Regions from separate parts of the Homo sapiens genome. Here region 2 is linked to region 1. Evidence: read pairs that join two places in POLR2A ChIA-PET (ENCODE). Cell type or tissue: MCF 10A. All regions are shown on one strand. Each heading gives the region's core, and the rest is flanking DNA. Links, peaks and the distances in the headings are about the cores only.

The links. ChIA-PET counts read pairs that join two places held together with the same protein. Peaks named below come from ENCODE experiments on the same cell type or tissue, not always from the same donor. Only the 100,000 strongest peaks of a DNase experiment are listed, where the experiment ranks them.
Region 2: POLR2A ChIA-PET joins it to region 1 with 5 read pairs; 2 of 35 experiments call an interaction of 5 or more read pairs at or near these places.

The regions. Positions count from the first base shown.
Region 1 is chr4:125,733,443-125,737,442 of GRCh38, reverse strand. No RefSeq gene overlaps it. Among named protein-coding and RNA genes, the nearest start is that of MIR2054, 230 kb to the right of the region's middle. RefSeq lists a silencer at 1,955-2,249. In MCF 10A, for the core only: no CTCF peak of the experiment used is centred there; a DNase peak (open chromatin) is centred at 2,102.
Region 2 is chr4:125,658,324-125,676,044 of GRCh38, reverse strand. No RefSeq gene overlaps it. Among named protein-coding and RNA genes, the nearest start is that of MIR2054, 160 kb to the right of the region's middle. In MCF 10A, for the core only: no CTCF peak of the experiment used is centred there; no DNase peak of the experiment used is centred there.

The DNA.
Region 1 (4,000 bases), core at 1-4,000:
ATTACAGGCGTGAGCCACCGTGCCCAGCCTCCAGCCAGAGTTTAATATGCATTGTGGTGCAGCAGAAAGGACAGTGAGTTTGTTCTTCTACTTTCCTTACCACATTTTTTTTCTGCATTAGAGACTTGGACAACTTAGAGAAGGCCTCCCCAAATCAGTCATCCAGTAGGAAGAAAAGATTCAATAATGAGGTAAACTTTTCCAGTGTTTTTCACGAGCCTTCCCCATCTGGGTCTTAGATTGACAGAACTGAATCTCCAGGAACTAGCACTCTCATGTGGCTCACATGGGCCTCCACCCCTCTCAGGTTTGCACCCCAGACATGTGGTTACTGGACAGTTCAAGAACTTGAAACTCTCTGACAATACTCTATTTAGTCTTAATGCAGAGCAAAGTCACATGCCCCTGCCTGTATCTGATCCCTGTGTAAGACGCCAGATTCAACTGAACCTGACAAAACGAACATTTTTCATTCATCCACACATTCACCAACTTTGAATGTTAAATGCCTATAACCATTTTCTGGGCCCTTTCCTGGGCTCACTGTCTTCAAAGCCATGGCTTTGTTCATTCATTGTCTCTATGTTCTATGTTTCCTTGTTGTGTTAAACCCAGACAAGTCAGCTCCGGGTTCATATACCTAAATGACCACTTGAGATCTCCATTTGAGTTTCTCACCAACGTCTCAAGCTCAACACGACTCAAAACTGCTTTCCTCCAGTGTATCCTTGCTCAGTACTAAGCACTATTGCCCATACAACTGTTTAGTCCAATATTCTAGGCCATCCTTATTTCCTTTCTTTTCCTCATCTCATACACAATCTATTACTGGTTTCTATTGTTTATGCTTCCCTTATATTGCCTAAGTAAGTACAATTCATTCTTGTCTCATTTAAAAGCTACCACTGAAATTATTTCCTTCAAAAATATGCCAGGGTTTACTCTTTTATTTCTTAAATTTATTTCACATATTATTTTCAATACATTGCTTTTATAAAATGCAAGTCATAAGCTTCAAATTTATGCTATAAATTCTTTATTTTCTTCCCACTTCCCATGGAAACATGATCCAAAATGCTTAATATGGCCTACAATGACCTCCATGATCTGGCTTTGCCTAATGCTTCAGTCTCATTTCTTAACACTGCCCCCTGCAGTCTCTCAGCTTTAGTCATAATGCATAAAAATGCCAATTCATGTGCCCGAAATGTTCCCCACTCCCATCACCTAGGTTACCAGCATGCATTCTTCAGGGGTCACTGTAAACATCATCTCCTTAGAGAAGTCATGCTGATTTCCTCTTACATGCATTTCCACCAAGCTTTTAGGGCTTGAAAAATTTTTTAAACTTGTAATAATTGAGCATAATATAATTTCTCTTAATGCTTACCTTTTCCTTTTTACTACAAGTACCATGAAGGCAAGAAATCATGCCAAGCATGGTCATTTCTGTGTCCCAAAATATCTGTCACAATGCCTAATATATAGTAAAGACTCATTCAATATTTGATAAGTGAGCGAACAAAAATAATCATTATTATGGCCAAGTTTGTGGTCCCCAAGCTGCTGTTTCAATTTTAAGAAGCCCATTCAAAATTCTTAGCTGCCAAGAGAAAACTTGAGTAATGTCTCTTTGCAAATCATTATACTCTTTCATTTCTCTCTGTGTTTAAAAGCTATTTCTTTATCCTAGAAAAAAATGTCATTAGCAGTTCTGTAAATATCAGCTAAGAAAAAAGAAAATAATGTATCAAGAAAGTAAATTGAGGAAGATAAACAAATCAAACATATCATGGAAAGAAAAAAGTATAAATTGTGATTTAAGAAAATGTATTGAAATTTGAATCTATGAAAAGTCTAAAAGAATAAATTTTCTATTGGAACAATAACGGAAATAACATCAGATTTATAATTTTTTAAAAAAAGCAGTTAAAACCAGGCTCTTCTTGACTGGAGGGAGAAAATAAGAGGCTGGTAAATAAACCTGAAGAGGTAACTTAGAAAGGTTTGTGTAATAGGAATGAAAATGATTTTTCACATGTCACAAGAAAGAAACATCCATTGGAATCCACTCTGAGGGTAATGAGCAGCTCGATTGGAATGTGAGCGGGAGGATGAGATGTCACAGAGCAACACTGAGAAGTACGGGCAGGCCTGGCCAGACAAATGCAGTGTTAAAAATCACACAGTGGCAGAGCTGATAAAAACACATGTGTTTTCTCTCCTAGTACGTAAGACAGTAAATGCTGCCATTTAACTTCAAGTCTTACACTTGAAAACCCTGATATTGCAGATGTAACATAAATTAAGAGAAAAGGATGTGACTTTATTGGTTAAAAAAAAAGCAAATGCAAATTTAGAAAGCTCAGCATGTAGAAAATTGAAAACAGAGAAGGAAATTGTTTCTAGATAGTATTCTAATTCACAAGGTTTAATTTTCAACTGATAAAATATAGCACAGCCTTGACCCTGAAACATTTGATTTAACAAGCAAAGTGCTTTGGAGGAAAGCAATGTATTTTCATAGCTCTCATAGGGAGCAAGGCGATTAGCTCAGTTAGGTAAAATGTTATTGGTATTAATTAGTTTTTAATATTTCTCTTTATCACTAGGCTTTCTGAATGTTTTTAATTTGGCTCCCTAACTTTAAACCCTTTAATAACCTCTCACTGTGCAGGTGCAAAGCCCTGCCACGATCGGCTGATCTGCCTTCTACCTCCTGCTCTCTTTTTTCACCACTCCTGCCCTACCCCTCTGCTTCCTCCTCACTGTTCTCGGAGCTGTCTCTTGAACATATCAAGTATACTTTTATATCAGGGCTTTTCTCCTTATTCCCTCTAACATGGAGACTCTTCATATTTTCTGCACCACGGACCCTTCCTGGAAGGAGGTAAAGCAGATAGAGGTTTCTCAGAAAGATGTTTCATAATGCATACAAAATTCACAGAATTACAAATGTAATCAATTCTATTGAAACAAAAGTATCAAAAAGATTTTAAAGCAAATTTTTATAGTAACATATATGCTTTTTAATTAATTCATCAAACTGAGATCTAGCAGCACATCTAAGAATAATCATAATGCCAAAATAGAGATGACAGTAAATGATATTTCAGGGTATCTTAACACTGTTATATAAAATACAATATCTGTAAATTAAGTACCAACATTACAGGTGCTGCTAGGACTCTTGTGGATTACTGATAAAATTCAAAATTGAAGGGAACACTAAATTTCACATACAGGTTATTGGGAGGAATATTTCCATATTTTTTTCCAAATCAAGTTCATAGGCTACCTGAATTCTAGGAGGGAGGCCAGACTGAAAACTCCTGCTTAATGAATCATCATTTTCCAAGATATCTATGTTACTCAGTTTTCACATTCTTCAATTATCTACCTACGTGTCTCTTTATAATAAGGTTTTCTCTGAGCATCCTAGTAAAATAGCACCCCTTTGTTTGCAATTTTTTTTTCTTTTAGATGGAGTGTCTCTCTGTCACCCAGGCTGCAGTGCAGTGGCACGATCACAGCTCACTGCAACCTCCACCTCCTGTCCTGGGTTCAAGCGAGTCTCCTGCCTCAGCCTCTGGAGTAGCTGGGACTACAGGTGTGTGCCACCATGCCCAGCTAATTTTTTGTATTTTTAGTAGAGACAGGGTTTCGCCATATTAGCCAGATGGTCTTCATCTCCTGACCTCGTGATCCGCCTGCCTTGGCCTCCCAAAGTGCTGGGATTACAGACGTGAGCCACCGCGCCCGGCCATGTTTGCGATTTTATATCCTCATTATTTTATTTTTCTCCATAACCCTTATTGACCTACCATATATTTACTCACTTACATATTTCCTGTCTCCCTAATGTCGTTTAAGTGCAAGAGTGTTTTTTTTTCTTTCAATCACTGCCATATTTCCAGCACCTAGAAAAGTGCTTGGCACACAGTAACAGTAAGCCATCAATAGATATTTGTCCAATGCCTTGGATGAATATGATTGTTTA
Region 2 (17,721 bases), core at 6,609-10,608, 68 kb after region 1:
ATGTTTCCAGAAAAAAATACCATTTGAATCTATAGACTGAGTAAAGAAGATCTGCCCTTACCAATGTGAACAGCCATCATCCAGTCCACTGAGGGTCAGAACAGAACAAAAAAGCAGAAGAAGGATAAATTATCTTTCTCTCTTCTTGAGCTCAGACATCCATATTCTGCATTCAGACTCTGATGCACATGCTTCTCAGGCCTTCTGACTCCAGGTTTTAGATCAGCATCCCCTTCCTCCAAATTTCTCACGCCTTCAGACTCAGATGGAATTATGCCACTGGCTTCCCTGCTTCTCCAGCTTGCCAATGGCATATCCTGGGGCTTCTCAATTCTCATATGTGTCACTTCCCATAATAAATAGCTTCTTATATATCTACATGCATTCTACTGTTTTTCTTCCCTCTGGAAAACCCTAACAAATACAGATAGCAAACAAACACCTGAAACAATCACATCATTAGTCAAATGCAAATTAAAGCCACCATGAAATATAACTATACACTTATTAGAATGATTTAAATAAAAAATAGTGGCAAGGCACGGTGGCTCATGCCTGTAATCTTAGCACTTTGGGAGGCCGAGGCAGGCGGGTCACGAGGTCAGGAGTTCGAAACCAGCCTGGCCAACATGATGAAACCTCACCTCTACTAAAAATACAAAAATTAGCTAGGCGTGGTGGTGCACACCTGTAATCCCAGCTACTCGGGAGGCTGAGGCAGGAGAATTGCTTGAACCTGGAAGGCAGAGGTTGCAGTGAGCCAAGATTGTGCCACTACACTCCAGCCTGGGCGACAGAGCGAGACTCAGTCTCAAAAAAAGAAAAAAAAATAGTGATAATTCCAAATTCTGTCAATGGTGCAGACAAAATGGATCACTCACACACTGCTGATGGAAATAAAGAATGATACAGCTACTTTAGAAAACAATTTGACACTTTCTTATAAAACTAAACAGGCAGCTACCATGCAACTTGCATGTACACTTGAGATTGGTTCCTAAAAACATGAAAACTTATTTTCACAGAAAAATTTGTCCATGAATGGCTAAGGAGCTTTATTTATAAGTGCTCTAAACTAGAAACAGCATGGTTTTTCTTTGACAAGTGAATGGTTAACAAACTGTGACATATCCATACTGTGGAATATTACTCAGCAATAAAAAAAAATGAACTATTCATACATAAAACAGTTTGGATGAATTTCTAGGCTATTGTGATGAGTGAAAAAGCCAATCCCAAAAGGTTGTGTACTGTAAAATTCATTTATGTAACATTACTGATATAACAACATTTAAAAATAGAGACCAGACTAGTGGTTGCCAGTGGTTAGGTCGCTGAGGAGAGGGGAAGGAGGTAGAAGCGGCTATCAAAGGGATCCTTTTGGTGACAAAACTGTTCTGTATGTTGTTTGTATCAATGTCAATATACTGGATGAGATATTATGCTATAGTCACCAAGATGTTACCTTTTAAGAAAGCTGAGTAAAAAGTATGCATGATCTCGCTGTATTATTTTTTTACAACTGCGTAAGAATCTACAATTAATTCAGAACAAAATACATAATTTAAGAAAATATCTTGTCCTTTACTTTTCCACTAATTATTTTATTCTATGGCAAAAAACAGACCATTTTTAATATAGATGTATCCAAATGACATGGCTTTGTCCAGCATTGTGGCATTTTTTTTTCTTCAGGATTGTTAACAACAAGTGTATTGATTTAGCCTGAGAACACAAACGTGTGTAAGGTGTACCTTTTAAATTATTTTTAAGGGAAAATATCCCTAAAAAACAGTATCTACAGGTTATGTTAAGACAGAATGGCCAAAACTTCACAACTAAGCAAACAAAAACTATAAACTGTTGACAGCTGCCCTCTTCTTTACATCTCCATAAATGGGCAACAGCAAACTGGCTATCTGAATAGATGCTATTTTCTTTTGGTTTCTCAGAATAATGTCTTCTATTACCCACTAGTTGTAGGTTTTTCCCCTAAATTTAAATAAATCATGCCCCCTATGCTCCACCTCCTACTGATTTTTCAACTGGGGGTCACATGATACATCTTTATAGTTAACTAATGATTCTGAGCCATTTCTGCCCCTGCTGTGTCACTAGTTATATCTAAAAGCCAGAGTTCACATAAAATTATTAATGTCCTTTATTATATAGCAAGATAAATAAAACTTCTATTAAACAACAAAAAGAGGCAAGTTCTGTGGGGTTTTTTGTAATTTTATTTTTAATTTTATGTTTGTAAAATTACTCTAGCAGCAGTTTGTGGGATCCTTCAAGAAGGGACAGATGCTGAAACCCACTTAATAGATATTAACCCACTAGTTGGGATGCTAACATCATTGAAATTGTTAAGGAAAGGGGAATATTCTATCTTCTTTATTTTGACTATCCTCAGGGAATCTAACATTAAATAAAGCTTATTTAACAGATGTTGTCCAAACAGATAATTCTACGAAATCTATTACATTAAATGGATCACTTAAATTGCATTGGAGTTTACAAAGAGCAATCATGCCTTTACTTATTAATATTGCTCTCAGGAATGAAATCAGTATTAGAGTGCTCACCTGTATACATAAAGAAATATTCATGTTTTCCAAAAGGTGTTATGATATTACCACTATGCTTATCCCTAATTGTCACATTACATATTGAAAGTGTAGTTTATGTATATTTTATTTCAGATTTATAAATATGAAACATTACAGCATGACACTTTATAATTTTGTTGCAGCTTTTCCCAAAGAGGGCTTCCTGAACATTAATGCGCCCTATATATTTAACATTTTCTGAGATTAATTATGCATAGTTGATATTACTTATAATATTCATTTTATAAAACTCATATTGCAAAGCAACATATTAAATGCTATTAAAATGCTGCAAGAAAAGTATAAAAAATCATAAACACACTTCTCTAGCTGATTTGATTGTAATTTTTATTTCCATATTTTGTTTTAAGTCTCAGAGGACTCTCTTTGGAGGTCTTCCTTCTCCTATGGAATTCTCTTTGGAAAACTTTCACAGAGTAATCAAATTTTTATTTTTACACCAAGGAAGGACTAAGAAAGGCAATATTAAGCCCAGAAATTTTGTATGTATGTGCAAGAGTAGGTGCATGTGTGTATGCTACCCGCTCATCAAAAAGTTATTTATAAGATCTTTTTTCCTTACCACCCACATGTCTTCAGCAAGTCCCCAACTCCGCCTTGACAGTAAAACTATTTGATTTACAGAGAAATCTCCTACTTCTTCCATTACCACCCTGATTAAAGCTATTATTATTTCCTAGATTTTTTTAAAAAGCCACCTAACTCATCCCAATGTCTTTTCACTCTCCGAAAAGCGGCTAGAACATGAAAGGAGAAGAACCATCAGATTTTTCTGTTTAAAACTTTCTAATAGTTTCCAGTTACATTTAGAATGAAATTTATACTTTGCACAATGGTCAACAAGACTCTCTAAGACCTGAAACCTGAACCCACCATCTCTCTGGTATTACCTCCTGTCCGTCTCCCTCTCATTTAAGATACAAACTGACCTTTGTGTCATTACTCAAACTTGCAAGTTTTTTTTTGTTTTTTTTTCCATCTCAGATATTGTACTTGTTATTCCCTCTGCCTGGAACATTGTTCTTTCAATATTTACACGGTTAGTTACTTTCTTCTAAATACTTAACTGTCTATTCAAAATATTTTTAAATATATTTTAAAATAATATTAACACAGAAAATGTGTTGTGTTCATATATACCAGGTGGTATGCTTAAATATAACTTATTTTATTTAATCTTCACAAAATCTCCATGCATTGGGTACTGTTACTGTGCTCACTTTACTGATCAAAAAACTGAGACGTAAAGGTCATGTAACTCGTTCATGCTTACCCTAGACAGTGTCCAGAGCCAGGTTTTGAACTGAGAGTTAACAAACTTCGTAGTTTGACCTTATCGAAGTCTATGACAAATTCAGCTACTGCCAAATTAACTGTTAGACCTCCTGGATTTATGGTCGATTATCTCTGGTACTACCTCTGCTGCATCTACTTATAGCCTCATGTTTTAAGTGGGAGGGAATGGACAAACTAGGTAAATAAAAATGCAGCAACTGGACTGAGTAAAAGTGAATGCTGGCCGGGCGCGGTGACTCACACCTGTAATACCAGCACTTTGGGAGGCAGAGGTGGGAGGATCACGACGTCAGGAGATCGAGACCATCCTGGATGACACGGTGAAACCCTGTCTCTACCAAAAATTACAAAAAAATTAGCCGGGTGTGGTGGCATGCACCTGTAGTCCCAGCTACGTGGGAGGCTGAGGCAGGAGAATGGCTTGAACCCAGGGAGGCGGAGGTTGTGTGAGCTGAGATCGCGCCACTGCACTCCAGCTTGGGCAACAGAGTGAGACTCCATCTCAAAAAACAAAAAAAAGAAAAAGTAAATGCTAATAATGTTCTGACTTCCCTCAATCTTAACCAGCAGTAGTCAAAAATAAATTAGCTAGTTTATTTTCAATTTTGTATCATACTTTAACATCATTTGATAAAGTTTTAAAAATTTTCTGTTCTAACAGTCACAGTAATTCACCTTAATTCTTCTAAAAGAAAGTTGGTTGAGATACTCACTCTGAGACCTCTGTTGCAAAACAGTAAAAGAATTTTATATCATCACAGGCTCCCACCTGAAAGAGGAGACAGAATTCAGAGGCAGAAGTTTTTAGAAAAATATGTGAGAAAAAAAGAATTGTTTTGGAAGAGGCAGCAATATAAGTGGGGGTTTGCTTCAGGAAAAATTAAAAATCTTGACTTGGAATTCCTTTTAAAATTTGAGATGAAAATGTTGCTTCTGCTAGACTATTTTTTAGAGACTAGAATCTTCACTGTTAAATAGGACTAAGTATTTAAAACCATTCCTCATTTCAAATTCAGTTTGCTCGTCTATACATTTAACCTATGCACTCTACATTTATATTTTAGAAATTGACCACGTGAGTCCATTGCCTCTTTGACATGACAACCCTATGAACAATCGAAAACTGCTGTCTCCACTTATTCTTCACTAATGGCCCTTTTCTTTAGTAGGGCTTTTTCAAATTCAAAAAAAAAAATGAAGTTAGTTGGAGTTCGGCTTCAATTGTTAACAGTGTTTTGTTTACAAGCAGCTGAAAATAAACTAAGAGTACAAATGAGTCAAAGTATATCAAATATCCAGCAAAAAAAGGATTGTAACTTTCTCTAATTACTTGTTTCTTATTGCTCTATATTTTTATTTACAGTTTTCACAGTGAATTAAATTCTAGTACTATTACATTTGTGTAAATGTACCCTGATGTGGTATTTTCACATTGATCCTCAGTTCTTTAACTCCCAGCTCATATGATAAACACAGTCACAATTTTATAAATGTGAATGCAGCAGTAAGTCAACTGAAGACATAAAACGGGAAAGTCAAAGAAGGAAGAATTACCCTTTAAGAAGTTTGATATATTTTAATTACTTCCCCAAAGGGTACCCTCACCAACTTTACCCTTACCTTCCTTGAATATCATGTGGGTTCTTGCTCTCCATCCTCTTTTCTCAAAACTTTTTGAAATCCCCTAGTGACTTTTAGAAAAAGTCAGTATCCTTCACATGACTTGCAAGATTCCAGGTGGACTTCCAGATTCTAAGTAGTCTGACCTCTGCGATTTCCACAGCTCGATTTCATTCAACACTTTCTCTACCTCTCAGCATTCTGATCACACTGGCCTTTTTTCAGACCATTTACTGCATCAGGTTTCTTCCCAGTACAGCAGGTGCCACACCAGGTTCTATGTTCTACACTTGGAACAATCATTCCTGGACCCTCATCCTTTTTGATTTAGAAGACAACTCCTCATCCTTTAGATCTTAATCTAATCTAATCTAACCTAATCTGGCATTTCTTCCAGGAAGTTCTCTAAGATTATTATTTCCTACATAGTACAAATGTATTTATTTGTGTGATTACGTGATTCCTATTTTCCTCTTCCATGAGACCTAAACTCCATCAAAACAAGAACATAGTCTGTTTCACTGGCCATTTTCTCCCCAGCATATAAACCTTGCTTGACTCCTAATACTCAATAAATATTTCTTGGAAGAATAAAGGAATAAACAATCTGGATATTATGAACCTTGTTTTCTGGTTCTACTGTAACTTGACCCTTGATTATTTTGATAATCATAGTGACAGTTAATTGCCACATCTTTCATAGGAAAACAGGAAACATGTCAGCAATCATGAATTAGTATTCATGAAAATATCAGGATACTGGGATAATTTTTGACAGGTGTGCTAAGCAGAAACTTAGATACTTTCCAGTGTTTTCTTCTTTTTGGCAATCTGTTATGTGCCATTTTACTTCTATAGAGTTAGCGGAGCCATGAAGAATAACTTTCTTGATATGTACACACACGCACATATATAAGTCACATAGTCAATGATGTAAATGCTTCAATACTATATACCTCTAAATCAACTTCATCATTTATTTTTCCTTAGTCCTTAGCACTTGCCAAAAAGAACCAGATATGTGTGGGATTGTGCATATGATACAAATGAGTGGTAAGGGGAGTGAGGAAAATAGTAATAACCTACTTACTATATATTAGGAACACTTCCAATTGTTTCTAGTGTTGTCTATTTAATCCTCATGACTAACTTCTGATGTAAGATAAGCACAAACAAGAAAACTGACTTATGGAGAAATTAACAGACATATCCAAAGCCCACAGCTAGTTGTGGAGCAGCTAAGATCCAAGGGCTGGCATTTTAACTGGCTGATACTCTCTCCACCATGAGAAAGAAATCATCTTCCCTCAAACACAGCTGTCTACATTTACATGACTTTGCTATAATTTCAGGAGACTATTGTCCAAAGAACTTGAGTGTTCAATTTAGGAACTTCCTTGAAATCTTATCAGCTTTTCAGTAGACAACATTCACTGAGGTTTATGCCCTAAGACTATCTGAACCTCTTGCCCCAAAATGTTCACCTTGCTGTTTCACTCATCTTAAACCACTTAACTTATCCAATCCTACTCAAGCTCCTGCATTGAAAAATCCACTGTAAACCAAACTATTTATACTCCTTTAGAAAACGAATATTTCTCTTAAATGCTTGCTCTTTGTATTATCCTGTTATTCTGGGTTCAAGAATAAGTGTATAGTTCATGATTTAATCACTACTATGTAGTCGGGGGAAAAAGAAGCTTGGGGATGCATAATAGGTTAGTCCCTTGTCAGGGTTATATTCTCTTTTTTTTATAATCCTCAGACCTCCTGTTGGTATGCAGAGGTGCTTCAAATTAAAAATATCACTATTTGCAGTTTTATATGCCCTTGTTCTTAAATAGATGCATATATAATACTTTTCTAACCATATTTGAGCACATTCATCAACTCAGAAAATGAAAATGCTAAATATAAATTGTGCTAATATTGCTTCATTTTTGTAATGCAAACTTCTTTGCTTACAGTTAGATGTTTAAAAGCTCAGTTCTAGATGAATTTATGAATGGAAGGTGAAGTCATGTAGATTGGTAAAAATGATAGAACAATTTACAAAAAGCTAACATGGAGTTTTCAGGGTGTAGTAACACAGAAATAGAAATTAGAGTTATAAAATCTAATTTGTCTTATTTATTAGGCTGTTCTTGCATTGCTATAACAATCTGAGACTGGGTAATTTATAAAGAAAAGAGGATTAATTGGCTCATAGTTCTGCAGACTTTACAGGAAACACTGTACTGGCATCTGCTTGGCTTCTAGGGAGACTTCAGGAAGCTTACACTCATGGTGGAAGGTGAAGAGGGAGCAGGCACATTCCATGATGAAAGAAGCAAGTGAGCGGGGGTGGGGCAGGGGTGCCACACACCTTTAAACCACCAGATCTCATGTGAACTCAGAGTGAGAGCTCACTTATCACCAAGGGGACAGCAGCCCAAGCCGTTCCTAAGGGATCCACCCTCATGATCCAAACACCTTCCACCAAGCCCTACCTCCAACATTCAAGATGAGATTAGGCAGAGGCATACATTCAAACTACATCATCTTGGTACATACACTTTTTGTCTCTGTAACTCCATACCCTCTGTACTGCATGCTGTTTTGTGACATCCAGGTAATCCTTTAAGAATAAAGGACTTATTTCCTGGTTGCTAGGAATGCTACCATGCAACCATCCTTAGCTGTCAGTCTCTTTGGGGATCAATGCAGCTGAAAATAAAACTGCCTTCCCGCCTCTTTACATGACTAATCATGGTGGGGAGATATATACAAGTCTAATGCCCTTGGGATCTGACCTCTGAAGGGTTATGCCAGATCTAGAACCCGCTTCCCCTACATGATGTCTACTGAGAACTTCATTGCATCAGCTTGCATATCAACTTCTCTGCTGATCTTGCTTCTCTCTCCTCCCTTCTACAGATGTGGATCCCAAGTATACTTCCTTCTCTTTTTTTTTTTTTTTTTTGGTTTTTGTTTCGAGATGGAGTCTCACTGTCCCCCAGACTGGAGTGCAGTGGCGCAATCTCGGCACACTGCAACCTCCCTCTCCTGGGTTCAAGGGATTCTCCTGCCTCAGCCTCTCAAGTAGCTGGGATTACAGGTGCATGCCACCATGCCCAGCTGATTTTTGTATGTTTGCTAGAGATGGGGTTTCACCATGTTGGCCAGGCTGGTCTCAAACTCCTGACTTCAGGTGACCCACCTGCCTCAGCCTCCCAAAGTACCAGGAATACAGGCTTGAGCCACTGTGCCCAGCCTATACTTCTTAATAAATGCCATGCATACAAATCTTCATGTCAGAGTCCTGAGAAATTCCAATTTTGATATCCTTAATTCCTCTACCTGTGAAATTGGGATAAAAATAATATTACTTATTTAACAGAGTTTTGTTTTTCAAATGAAAAAGTAAAAATATTTTTGAAAGTGAAAATGTCATTGAAAATTAAAATTATGGCCATTTTTATAATTAGTTTTACCTAGGTGTTTTTTCCTAAACCAACAGATCTCATAAATCCTTACTCAATTTAATAGAAATCCAATAGCTATGTTAATGAAAAAATAAATAGCTACCGTCACCTATGAATGACACTTCACATCAACATTTATGTGCCTATGTGAACACTCAAATATCCTTAGGGTGTGTAAAGTACAGTGTTTCCTCTACTAATGAGTTTGTTCTCAAAACACAGTGAGTATTTATTTTGCATCATTTTGCAACACATAGGACATATCTTGCCATAGGCTATTTGACACAGTTTCAGCACCACAGAATTAAAATCACAGTTTTAAGGCATAGCTAGCATGTTATCTTTGGGGAACTTTTATCCCCTTTGCTTTTTTAATAAACTGTCTGAGATGTAGCCCAAAACTCCCTAGCTAGGTTTGGTTGTCTGCCTCTTAAGCCAATTCAGTCCTTTCAGCAATGTTCCCTGGAGTCCTTTTCCTGATGCCTGCTGGGCTCTGGAGGATACGTATCAAGGAAAGAACACATTTTTGTGTGTGTATCCTCCTGGCTAAAATACTCAACCTTAAAAATATACATCTCAGATCTCCAAGTAAACCATTTAGAAGGTCATCTAAGAACTTGCTCTTCTGTGTTTGTGTTCAAGTCATGAACAAAAACTTTAAAACTAAAAAAATGTGTGGTTCAATTAATCTCTATTTGTTGTTATGGTCATTAATTAATACCCATTTGCTTCTGCTTAATAATGAAGAAATGATAATGAAGAACTGAAAAAGAAATATTCCTAGATCTTCAATTACTGCAAAACGAACCTTTAAAAGTTTAGATATATCTTGTGAAATTAAAGCCTGGCACTTAAGAGCATCTCTAAAATTGATTTTTATAAAAAGTAGGCCTTCCAAAATCCCGACAATATCCCTGTTAGTGAGCTGCTCTCAGGCCAGAAACAAACACACACAGATAAAAACACAATTTGAACATGAAAAAAAATGGAAAGGTTCTTTTAAATGTTGTTTTAGATGAGCATATAGGTCATATGAATGCACTGTTTTTCAGATACCAGGGCAGTGCTTCTGAACCACTATAGAAAGATTCTGTGCTCTAAGTGCTTCTGAACCACTATAGAAGGATTTTGTGCTCTAAGTGCTTCTGAACCACTATAGAAAGATTCTGTGCTCCCTCTTCCTCTCAGCTGTGAACCCTCATTCAAACCACGTGAGTATCTCTATATCCTTGGCACCTGCAGCAGCAACCAACACATCCATATTAGTCTGTCTAAACTGTACCAGTCTATAGAAAAAAACTTTATGAAAAACATGTTAAAAGGTAAAGTTCTGTACTATGTTAAAAATATTATACGGTTAAAATAAAATGATGTTCAATTAAGAACAATATTAACATAAAGCATCAGTTTAAAATGTTAAACAAGTAAGAGTTGATAGATAACCAACCTATAGTCAATTGCTAGCTCTGGAAGATGTGATTATAGTTGGATAAATTTGACAATAGCAATATTAACAATATGCAATAACATATAATGATACTTTATTTTGTATGAATATGTAATTATAATGAAGATATTACTATTTTGACTTACTATTTGATATACTATTTATTTTAAAGTATAAAAAGAGCTTTGAAATAGTTCATTTTGGTTTCCCTACAATGAGCAGTGTCCCTACGATCAAATGGATGGATAAACAGATTCCATGAGAAAAATAATTAAAGATGGACAATACAATATATTTTTAGGCCATATCAAATCTCTCAGTAATGCACAAGTATTAAAACGGAGTAGGCAGAAGAGTTTGCCAGCTGATGGCCTGCAGAGTGTGATCTGATTGGACAAATTTCAGCCTGATGATAGGGACAGGAGGCAGAGAAATTCTAGGCAGAAAAGGGCAGCCTCCCCAACAAAACCCCACCCTCAAGCTTGATACCACATCCCAAAGTGAGAACTTACATCCCTGTTTTCCCATTTGAATGTTGCCTTTTCCAAAACAACCCATGGCCCACCCCACTCCCCATCACCAGACTCAGCTGGCACAGAGTAGAAGCAGTGGGACACTGGAGACTACAGCTGGACATCATAGGGAAGTGGCTTGACTTTAGAGGGACAGCCTGATGGTGTAACTTTGGAGAAGAATCTGGCCAGAGACAGCTGGACTTCAGGGTAAGACTACCTTCCAGCCCCATACCCTTTCCAGCTCCCCTTCCCACTGACAGCCACTTTCATCAGCAATAAAATCCCCTACATTTACCATCCTTCAATTCATTCATGCAACCTCATTTCTCCTGGACACCAGACAAGAGCTCAGGTGTCACAAGTGCAGATGCAAAAGTCTGTTCCACTGACCCTTTGCCCTGGCTGGGGGAAGGTAGCCACCTCATGGGAAAAGGCAGACGGTCCACTGAGCTGTTAACACTTAAGCCCTCCACAATGGCAGAGCTAAAAGATTATTGTAACACTCTCTCTGGGGCTTCAGAGGTCACAGGCACCTCCTCTAGAAGCTGCCGTGGGGCCAGCACAGAGTTGGTTCCTGCTGGTGCCCAAAAGTGCTTGCCCTAGCTTCTGCATCTGTTCACCCTTGTGCTGTCTCCCATAGTGGGTGGAATGTAGTCAGTTTGAATGAGTGGAGTTCACTCTTACAGGCGAAGGAGTGGCCAGCTGATTCTGGCCTTCACACACTCCAGTTTCCACCTTGTTCGTTCATGCACCACCTCCCACAAAGAGTTGAGAGCTGCGGACTGAGTAAGCCAGGCACCCCTGTTGTGAGTCCCACGAGAGGGTCAGGGAAATATCCTGCTTCACTGATACAGCAGGATTAAAGTGACTGACAAACTGATTAGGCATTTCCCAGAACAAGTTAGTCAGGAATCACACAGAAAATTTTGCTTCTCTTGTTTACGATGGCAAGCTGTTTCTCAGATCTGAGTTGCAGAGTGTAAGAGAATTTTAGCTCAATGAAGTGACAAATTTTGGCACAGTTTACATCAAGAGAAACTTGAGAGAAAATTTTAAATTTTAAACAAATGCCTTGGATAATAAATGGTAAAGGATGTAAGTACTTATATTAAAAGCATTCTATAAAATATTGCAGAAACCCATTTTAATCACATTAATCAATTTGTCATTTTAGATGGCAGATTTGGGTGAAAATTCAATTGGTATCTTTTCTTTCTGTAAGAAAAGCTGACATTTGAATCTAGAATGAAACATATGGAAAAACTGATTATGTAGTAGGGTAAATGCAAAAGGGTGTGAAAGGAAAATAAATCTCAGGACCTCAAAATCACTAAGCTAAGGGAAAGATCAAGCTGGGAACTATGTCAGGCAAGTCTACCTCCCATTTTATTCCTAAATAAGATAGCTACAAAGATAAAAAAGCTACATACTTCCCTTATAATTTACCCACAAGAAAATTCTTTGTTGGTCTGAAGATCTTTACCCTAAAATAGTTTTTTTGAATTTCACCCTAGCAATGTAAACTGATAGCTTATCTTCACAGATGCCAAAATCTTCCCTCCCCTCACCTGAGAAAAATGCATATCTGATTTCTTCTTCTGCCCTATCATTTATGCAAAAATGCAGATTCACTGAGCCAAACTAAATTGTGTATTTAGTGAAGGTTGATCAATGACTCAAAAGAAAATGCAACCTTTTGTGTCTTATCTACCTATGATCTGGAAGCTCCCTGCAACTCCTTACAGCTTGCTCTTATACATTTTAAGGAGACATGAGACTAGACATCAATCCATATGTATAAGATGTACATTCATGTCTCATGTCTCCCTAAAATGTATAAGGGTAAGCTGTACCCTGACCACGTTCGGCACATATCATCAGAACCTCCTGAGGTCCTTAAGGTGTGTCCTTAACCTTGCCAAAATAAACTGTCTCAGTTGATTGAGATATGTCTCAGACACTTTTGAATTCACAAGGGTTAAAGATAATGAGATGACTTGTTCCTCTGCTTCTCTCACTAGGCTCTGTGACATTGGTAAAGTCAAAATAATTGCCTACATTCCCTTCTCCCCTCTCCCTATGAAGAAGGGTACATATAAACAATTGCACCTCATTGGACTATTGAGTAGTCACATGCTTATGACTTGCCCAAGTGCACATTCACTCAATTTTATACGCCTTTTTCCTATTAATATACCTTTTGTCAGTTCAAATTCAGTGAAACTTCAGAGGGAAAGAAACAGCTTCTCCTCTTTGACCCTATGCTATTCAAGACTATATTAACTTGAGGAGAAAAAGAGAGGGAACTTGATCAAGGACTTATCTACTGGACCTTTAAAATTACTAATAAATTTTAGTTTTTAACCTGTTTGGCCAATCAGTATTTTTATACTATTGTTGTTGAAGTTGTATATGCTGTCCTAATTTATGTAAGGTATGTTTCATCAAAAACAATAACAGAAAACTTAGACTGCATTTGTCATCTAAAGTAATCAGATTTGGTCTGATAGTTTACCAAAAAATATAATTTAAATCTCTGAATTGGTTTTACACTTGAACATTAAGTTATCCTTTTGTTTTTTGGGGAAAAATGGTTATCTTGCAGATACAAGTCATTCTTAGGAACTCGGTCATGAAATTCTGCTGTCAGAGGTTCTGAACAGTGAGAAATATATTTTAAGAATTTCCAAAATGAATACCACTCGTGGATTACTCTCATTTGTAGTGCCAGAAAGGAAGTAATTCCTTTCTTTCCCATTATGAAAGGTCACACTCTACATGCCTATAACAAATGACAGGTTAATGACAGAAAAGCATAACAAATTTGTTATGTGCCCAAATGTGCACAGAAGTCATGCGAAATATAAAAGTCAAAAAAAAAAAAAAAAGATGGTTGATGTTTAAATGCCCTCTTCATTGAGGAGAGAGGAGATGGAGGTGCAGGAGTAAATTATTTTCAGGGAAATGAATGAGCCCAAAGAACAATTGCTGCCTGGGCCCAAGTTTCTCTGAGTTCTGGGGTGCATGGCAGGAAGGTGAGGAACTGAACTTTGCTGTAAACAAAGGTTGTCTTATTACCAGATGACGATTTCCACGTAATCTCTCAGACCTACCCTCAGAAGAAAAGATGATAGCACATGGTAAGAATGTCTCTGTAAGACCTTTAAAAGTGTCAGATTTTAGTCTCCTTTTCCTATGAGTTAATATTTCCTAGCTCTGGATAAAGAGGGACTCCAGAGAAAGCCTGTTTGCGTCTACTATTTACTTCATTTCACTAATGTAGATTTCCTCTACAGATGTGAATCTCCCTCACAGAAGGTAGGTCTTCAAGGCTATTCTTCCAGTGGCAACGCCTCTGAATAGCCATCTCAAAATATGCCAAAGAAGTATAGTTGAGGGGTGAAATATTCTGGTTATTTTCATCCTATTTTCCATTGTGATAACTGCAGAGAAAAATTGCATTAACTTTGGGCATCACCATACATATTGTGGTGTATTTCTTTTTTTTTTTTTTATTTTTTTATTTTTTTTTGAGACGGAGTCTCCCTCTGTCGCCCAGGTTGGAGTGCAGTGGCACGATCTTGGCTTACTGCAACCTCCACCTCCCGGGTTCATGCCATTCTCCTGCCTCAGCCTCCCAGGTAGCTGGGACTACAGGCGCCTGCCACCACACCCGATTAATTGTTTGTGTTTTTAGTAGATACGGAGTTTCACCGTGTTAGCCAGGATGGTCTCGATCTCCTGACTTCATGATCCACCCACCTCGGCCTCCCAAAGTGCTGGGATTACAAGCGTGAGACACCGTTGCCTGGCTGGTGTATTTCTGTTTCTTTTGCTTCACCTCCTCCTCTTTCTCTTCCAGACACTGCTTTTAAAATCAAAGTAACTCTACTGTAGGTAAAAATTACCACAAACTCTGAATAATTATTTCATGGTTATTATCACAGAATATTTTCATTTCAGCTTTTGTTTAGGCTGAAGGTATTTCTTCTCCAAAATCACCTGAAGAAGGAAGAATCCTCAACTGGCAAATAATTCCTGAAAGAGTTTACTTAAAACTGCACTATAATTATCATAAGTTACCTAAAATACTGGCAGCAAGTAAAATTCTGTGGAAAAACATAACACAAGTACGACTACAGAATCTTCATAGAAAACTTCTAGTATTAATATATAATACATATTTTTATACATATGTATATTTTTTTGAGACAGTCTCGCTCTGTTGCCCAGGCTGGGGTGCAGTGGTACGATCTCAGCTTACTGCAACCTCTGCCTCCTGGGTTCAAGTGATTCTCCTGCCTCAGCCTCCCAAGTAGCTGGGACTACAGGCATGTGCCACAATGCCCGGCTAATTTTTTGTATTTTTAGTACAGACGGGGTTTCACCGTGTTAGCCAGGATGGTCTCTATCTCTTGACCTTGTGATCCACCCACCTCGGCCTCCAAAAGTGCTGGGATTACAGGCGTTAGCCACCGCATCTAGCCTATATTCTTTAAATAACTCAACTTCCTAAAACATATGACATGATTGGTTAAAAATAAATAAGACAAAAACAAACAAACAAAAAAACCAAAACAAGCAGTCAAAAATAAAATAGAAAACCCAGAATATAGGCTGACCTATATAGTCTTTATGTGGTTCAAGAACAAACAGAACCTGGGCAAGAACTGCAGTCTTTTCCATTTAAGCTAATCATCCAGCAAAGCCAAGAACCACCTGGGAGTAAGTAAGTTGTCCCTCCCTTAGGTGGTTTTGGTTGATTGGCAAAGCATTAAAAAATATATGGCAATGTGTGTTATTTTTCTCCTTTCTCTTCTCTATGCTTCTTTTCTTCTCATCTCTTTATCTTTATGGGGGAAAAAAAAAAGAGTCATTAGTTTCATCCTTTGAACTTCCCTGGGCCCCTCTCCAACTGCTATATTTAAGTAAAACAAATTTTAATTGTTAATTTTCCCAGTCACTCACATTCTATTCATACATCAGCTAGAAACAATTGATAAGTTTCTAGTTTCTATGACTATGTCAGATAATGTCTATCAAGTACACAACACAATCTCTGGCAAGTTGGAGGTGCCCAGTCACCATTAATCTTTTATTTCACACTTTAATAATCATTCTTTTTGCATTCAATCCAATAGTTTGCATAGGTCTCAGGAATTTTATCTAGGAATTCATCAGCCCCTAAAAAACTCTAAGGATACCTGGGTAGGGTTTCTAGTCATTGTTTATTATTTTTTCTTATAAATAGAACTCCTATAAAATTCTCTATCATTTGTTGGGGCAGGATATATAATTATTTGGATAAAGAAAAAATTACAATTAAAATGGGTCATTGCTACACACAAATCATTGAATGTGCATAAGTGTGGACAGAACCTCAAGACTGAGCCTCCTGACCTATATCTTTTCACAAGCACTCTAAAAGCATAACAATAATAAAGTGGAAAGCATACATTATCTTTTTGAATTTGCTTTGCTTAGCATTATGTTGGTGCTGGATTTATATCTCCCTGTTATTTCAAGGGATTGAACCAAAGTCAATGTTGGGTGGCTCTGTGAATTTGCATTGACTACTCGAGCTATTTAACTTGGTATCACTTTCCTAACAATACACAACAGCCACAGCAGGAAACCATCCCTGAAGAAAAATCTAGCAATGCTGGAAAAAATATTCTAGTTTGGAGACTTGTGTTCCCATTTCACAAATGCTGTAGTTAGTCACATGGATCACATAATGAAAAGCTTGCAACAACCATTTGAGGTCTGCGCTGGTCATTAGCTAAGTGAGGGAAGTCTCCATAAGCCTGCATGAGTAATTTGTAAGTGAGACAGTACCAAATGATATGTCTACCCTATAGCTTTTTTTTTTTTTTTTTTTCCAAATGGTTGGAAATCCCTTGGTATAGGCATCAGTTTGGAGGTAAATGTGGAATTTTACTTAAACTATGTATAGTGAGGGATTGACCCTTTAGGTGTCAGACTTGGCAGCTGAGCTACATGGAAAATACATAAGTAGGAAAAGAAACCCAAACACTAGAGAGAGGTGAATGCCAATGTATCATTCATATCTGTGGCAGTCCCTATTGTGTATTCTGTATCAAGTAATCATTGTATAGTACTTAATACTTGGTGCACTAGCATATGTGCTGTTGCCATGTAATTCCCTACTATCAAAACCTTGACAGGGATCAAAGCTGATTCTCAGTTTGTATATGAAGCTGCTAAGCATTGTAACAAAGCTTTGAAATCTAACCTTTGAAACAAATGATAAAACTAGAAATAAGAAAACTTCAAATGAAATTTCAGAACAGACCACTACCTTCTAAATGTTAATCACACTGACTTCCAAGTATAGGTATTCAATAAATATTTGTTGAAATAAGCGGAATTCCAAAACAAACAGTTCTGCTGTTATTATTCAGTCAGAATTACTTAGGCTTATTCCCAAGGATAATAAAAGGGAGTACGTTAAAATTTTTCCTATACAGATGAGAATCATATGAGTAATTTAACTTTTAACAAGCTGAGAACCTGTTAGTTTGGAAGCAGCAACCTATTCTAAGTATAGAATGTGGAGCTAATCCTCAATTTAAATTCTGTTCTCGTTAATTTCTTTTTAATCTTAATGATACTGATGATGAAAATAACAGCAGACTTGTATGATTAATTAAAAGATTTAATGGTTAAAAATATGCTAAATAGAGGAATATGCAGGTAAGTATTTCTGAACATTTGCTGTTGAGGAA